Regions from separate parts of the Homo sapiens genome. Here region 1 is linked to region 2. A link is a loop called in an ENCODE intact Hi-C map of the cell type or tissue named here. Cell type or tissue: dorsolateral prefrontal cortex. All regions are shown on one strand. Links, peaks and the distances in the headings refer to the core of each region. The heading gives the core; the rest is flanking DNA.

Region 1 (2,929 bases), core at 265-2,764, 74 kb before region 2:
GGAGTAGGGAAGAAGCAGCGCGTCTTCTTTGCTTCTCCCTTAATCTCTTGTGGCATCTGCAGAAGTGTCTGCAGCCCTGGTTTCAGCCAGGAGCCTCTTCATGGTTCCAGCACCGTCCATGTGGCCTTTGCTCAGTATTTTTGGACTCTGATAACACCACTTCCTCCCTTTCCTTCCACCAGCTCTAGGAGTGGTGGATGTTTCCTACATTCATTAATTCCTGAGTTACCACCCCAACCCCATTTACTTTCTCTTTATGAAACAGATACAATGTTTTCCATTCCCTGCCTTACATACCCTTCCTTTTCCCATTCTGTCCTTTTCTCTGGGACCTTTAACTATCTCACTTCTTCATCTGAATCAGTGATTTTCACACAGTTTCCTGGGGTCTTAGGGGTTTTCAGAAGCCCCCCACAGGGTTACTGATTTAAATAAAAAAAAGAGAAGGAGGAGAAAGGAGATCTAAATTGTTTGGAAAACATCATGCTCACTTTAACCATATTATTTCCATTCCTATATGTTTTATTTGTTTACATTTCTTAGAAAGATTTCATTAGAACAAAGGATTTTGCTTATAATAAGTGTTTGAAATCATGGATCTTTGCCACTGATACACATGTTAAATAGAACTTGGTCAAGGATAAAATTATGGCTATGGCCTCAGTGGACGTTGCTTTACTCTAACCAGAAGGAGTGGGGAAGACATCATCCCAGCCTGTTTCCTCCCTTTCCTCCCTCTTATCCCACCTCATCAATTATAATTTTCTTCCATGGCCCTGACCTTCTGCCCTTGTTTCTAGAATATTCTAACCCTCAGAAACTCAGCTGAAAAAAACTCCATGAATACACTGCATATCAAAGGGTAAATGCATCTAGAAAGCCTGCAATAAAAATAACCCAAACAAATGACTAACACATCACATGTCCTATTAGCAAAGTACTTGTGTGGGAACAAAATGTTGTTGTTGGTTTTGTTTTCATTTTTTTAATACAGTCAAGGCCCCAGTGGGGCATGAATGTAGAATATCATCCCATTTTATAATATATGCACCATAATCTTCTTAAAATGAGTTTTCACTTCAAGAAACATAAGGACTTAAATATGAGCAGCCTGTTTTGTGCATTTGTGTGTTTGGCATCTCATTACACTTCAGACCATTTTGTCTTCTTAGAACAATTGAATATCATTAGTGGAGGCATATTTTGTTGCCAGAACTTGCTTGGTTGTGATTGTGCTCGTTAAAATGTGTCCATTTGCCAGCTGATCGATGGGAGTTCTGAAGGGTGCCTGGTGGGTGAGCATTTGAATATCAGAAGTTTCATCTCTTTCTTCCAGAGAGAAAAATAGCTTTGCTACCAACCAACACAAAGCATGAATTGTCCTTGACTTTCCCTCCCTCCTTCTGTCTTCTTTGTGTAGTGCTCAGTTTAGCTCACTGAATTTCAGGCACCCAGAACTGTGCAAAAACATAAAAGCTTCAGAGTCAAGCAAACCTGGGAGCAAATGCAGGTTCCTTAGCATGATTTGCACAGTGACCTTGGGCAAATCGCTTAACCTCTCAGGGCGACAGAGTTTGAATTTGTAAAATGGCTTCCAAATATCTACTTTTCAGGGTCCTGACAATGAAAATCCCTAACCCGTTTTGGGAATATAGTAGATGCTCAATAATTGACAGCTGATCAAAGTGATGATGGACCAAAACACTGTATAAAACAATTAGAGAAGAGGTCAGAAGCAAATGTAGCAGATAATTAATTAGAGCATAATCAAGTACTAAAATGTAACGTACCTCAAAATAAATTATTTTAGAGACAAGACCTAGAAGATATCATTGATTCTCATTACTCACAGGTGTATAAAATTGTATAAAGTCACCAGGAACGCTGCACTGGCACTGAATTAACAAAAACACAGAATCATTTTGCTCCTAGGCTAAAAACAGGATTAGGTTCCTGTGAGCCCCTAGCCACAACATTTTTGTCAACTAATCAATATATAACATTTTTTCATGTATGTTTCTGTTTAAGATACCTCATTTAATATATTTCATTGATTCATTAACATTGAATTCACAACCAACAGCATTATAACTCATGCCTGAATGAAGCTTACCTAATGCACTTATTTTCACCAGAAGGTACATCCCAGGTTTCTTGCTTGACTTGCTGCAGAACATCAGACAGCAATTTAGCACTGTGTTTGAGAGCCATTTTAAACAGCTAAATTACCACCAAAAAGCATTAAAAAGCACAAAAATGTGAAAAATGTCACACCAAATAGATGACAACTAGGACCCTTGTTTACCATAGGAGAGCTGAAGCAAGAAAGCAGAGTATCTCTTTGTTCAACCTCTGCTGGAAAGTACACATAGGGTGACTCAAATTTTTCTCCATTCTGCATGCCCATGTTCTCAAATGACCATGGAAACACCGTGAGTATTGATTTGGGCATTACAAATAATGTTAGTAAGTACGGAAATTTGCAAAAATGGAATCTGCAAATAATGAACATCAACTGTAAATACCAAAGAGGGTTCTTGAACAAAGGAGGGGATGACTCAAAATGAGTGATGAGAGGGGAGATTCTGGGCAGAAAAAGCCACATTTGCATAAGGAAGAAGATAACTAATAGTTGGGAACAGTGTATGAGAAAAATTCATATTGGCCAGGAACCAGCCTGACTTAGATCTCATGTAACATACCTGCTCAGTTCCTTCAGATCTGATCGAATATTCCCTATTCAGACGGACCTTCTCTGGCCTCCCCATTTAAAAAGCATCCACCTCTGGTCATTTGCACTCTTGCTTTTCCCCTTGCTTTATTGTTCTCCAGAGTACACTTTTACAAGCTGATATATGTGGGGTTTTTTTGTTGTTAATTGTCAGCCTGTCCTTGCCAGAATGCAGACTCCATGAGGACAGGGATGTTG
Region 2 (2,929 bases), core at 325-2,824:
CCCTCACCCGTTGCAACAAACAGGCCAACCCCACCTCTGGTTCCTGAGATATTCTGGTGCAGGCAGCTCCACTCTGTCTTTTGCGTTAGAGCTGCCATCTGCTCTAAGGCCATGCCTACCCAGCAAGTCCAGAGAGCAAGCCCGGGAACAGGATTAAATACTTTTATGGTGGACAGACATAAAATGGATTATTGAAGGGTTATTAATGTGTTTAGGAGAATACTCTTAGCTTCGTAGAGCAAATATTAAAGAAGTCACTATACCTGTGAAACCTTTTCAAGAAAACAAGTGTTGAAAAATGGAATCCCTAAATCTAATTTGATTCCAAAGTCATTTTGTTATGTCCAACACATGATTTGGCAAATCATGCAGGACTTGACTGACTTGCTGGCCCCATATTGTGAATTCCAGATCAAGTTTGGTACCAAATACATTAATTTTAAAATTTGAGCTCCTATAGTTCTTTACCTCAATGTATTGTAAAAAAGGAAGCCTGTTTTGTTGAAAAAAGAAAAAAGAAATAAAAGACAAAGTAGTAATTCACGCAAGGGAATACCTTGAAACGGGTATAATTTATAAAACAAAATACCCTTAATATGACAGCAGTCAATTTAGCCTGATATAAAAGAGGGTCTGTGTTTTCTTTCATTTATATTTTTATGATACGTAATGTCTTTATAATTTCACCACTCCACATCAAAGCTGCCAACCGCTGAGTGCCTAAATAAGTAGCATGTGAAGAAAATGAATGAATTGCTAAATGTCCCATTATGTCCACAGAGAATATCCTTCTATTTGGAGTCAGGAATCTTAAATTGAGACAACAAATGAATGGTTTTCACTCCAATGGAGGGAGAGTTTTGGCAACTTTATTATGCTCAGCATTTGAATCGGAATAAGGGGAAATATAGAGAGAAATGAAGTTTTAAAAAATAATAAGTGTTGTTGGTGTTGGGTTCTGGCTCTGAATGTCAGTTCGCCTGTGAGACAGAGTGATGGGGACTGTAGGGGGCATAGCACATGCATAAAAGCTCCGGGGAGATAGAGCAGAGGGCCTGTCACTGTTGTGATTTCTCCTGCACAAAGAAGCTATTTGAAGAATCTTAACAAGTTCCAACGTGTTTGGCCCAACACATTAGGGCTGACATCAAAAATGGAAAAGCAGAGAATCTGTCGAGCTGGTTAAAGGAAATCACAATAATCAGCAGCTCTTAAGGCACTTAACCGCAGACACCCAGGGAGCCCCAAGTCAAGGAATAAGAAATGATGGGGGAGAAGGGGTGGTGATTGCAGCAACATCCAAGAGCTCATTGACCTTAAAAATCTACCCAAGTGCATCAGTGGAAAACAGGATGAATACTATAGCAAATATAACACAATTACGGATCTGTGTATGCTGAAGCAACAAAGGCTACGGAGATCCACTTTCACTGGCCCTAATTCTCCCTCTTAAAGCCTCAACATTTAAAACTTCTATTCTTCATATTCCAGATCTCATCTCTCTTTATCTTACTATCTGCAAACGTCCATAGAAACTTCCTCTCAGCACAGTGTTTTGTGCCACAATTGATGACAGAGAAGGGATGGGCTTACTAGTGTGCTATAGTGGCCTCCAGATCAGGAGGCTGGCATTTTCTGGGTAAGACATTTAACCTACTGGTTGAGAATTAACTATGAGTACATTATCAAAATAGGTCAGATATACTTAACTTTTGACCTATTGGAGTGATGAGATCATAGTCCAGGGTGAACAGTTAGTAATCAAGTCAAATGTTTCATTCTCTAAGTAAGGTTGATCTACACATTTGTGACTGTGTGAGAATACATGCGTTGTGCAACGTGCATGCAGTCAGAGCAGAGTAGGAAGAGGCTTGCTCTCTGACACCTTTTAGGGTCTATATTTTAAAGAAAAAGTTCATACCCAGATAGAGGGGAAAAGAAACTCTGAAATTCAGAAGGGTCACCTTTCATGCTAAATAGAGAATAGCATTTTATTCCTTCCACTGGGAAAATCTGCTCTATGTGTAGCAAATACAGTATTAAATTGCAACATAATGCATGTAACTATGAACATATGCTTTGAAGCTTGAACACTGTTCTTTTAAGACAAAATAATCAATGGACAGTCTGTTCCTGATATGGTTTGGATCTGTGTCCCTGCCCAAATCTCATGTTGGATTGTAATCCCCAATGGTAGAGGTGGAGCCTGGTGTGAGGTGACTAAATCATGGGGGCAGTTTCACATGAATGGTTTAGCAGCATCCTACTTGGTACTGTCCTCGCAATAATAATAGTGAGTGAGTTCTCATGAGATCTGATCATTTAAAAGTGTGTAGCACCTCCCCCTTGTCCCCTTGCTCCTACTCTGGCTATGTGATGTTCATATTCCCCCTTCGCCTTGCACCATGATTGTAAGTTTCCTGATGCCTCCCAAAACCTGAGCAGATGCCAGCATCATGCTTCCTTATAGCCTGTGGAACTGTGAGCCAATTAAACCTCTTTTCGTCACAAATCATCCAGTTTCAGGTATTTCTTTATAGCAATGTGAGAATGGACTAATATTGTTCCTCTCTGGCCTCAGTTTTCTAATCACAGGAACAAGCAGCTTAGATTATATAATTTCTAAATTCCAATCCAGTCTCATATTATATGGTCTTTAACAATATTAATAACAATATCACAACTATACCATAATGGCATATCACCAACAACAACTTTGTCAACAACTATTTGCTAAATGCTTAAGAGGCACCAGTGTGCTGAGTGGTTTATGTAATTTAACTTATTGAATCCTCACAATAATTTGTTAATGAAAGAATATTATCATTTTTATAGATGAAGACAAATAAATTTTCCAATATTACATAGTTTATGGGTGGCAATATTGATTTTCTAACTTAAATCTAACCCTGCAACCTGTGTCCTTAAT

Evidence for each region. A loop is a pair of places that touch in the nucleus more often than their neighbours do. Peaks named below come from ENCODE experiments on the same cell type or tissue, not always from the same donor. Only the 100,000 strongest peaks of a DNase experiment are listed, where the experiment ranks them.
Region 1: it touches region 2 in a loop (9-fold over the local background); 1 of 110 quality-filtered maps calls a loop at or near these places.

The regions. Positions count from the first base shown.
Region 1 is chr18:38,009,629-38,012,557 of GRCh38, reverse strand. No RefSeq gene overlaps it. Among named protein-coding and RNA genes, the nearest start is that of MIR4318, 350 kb to the right of the region's middle. In dorsolateral prefrontal cortex, for the core only: no CTCF peak of the experiment used is centred there; no DNase peak of the experiment used is centred there; H3K27ac peaks cover 2,031 bases.
Region 2 is chr18:37,935,605-37,938,533 of GRCh38, reverse strand. No RefSeq gene overlaps it. Among named protein-coding and RNA genes, the nearest start is that of MIR4318, 280 kb to the right of the region's middle. In dorsolateral prefrontal cortex, for the core only: no CTCF peak of the experiment used is centred there; no DNase peak of the experiment used is centred there; H3K27ac peaks cover 161 bases.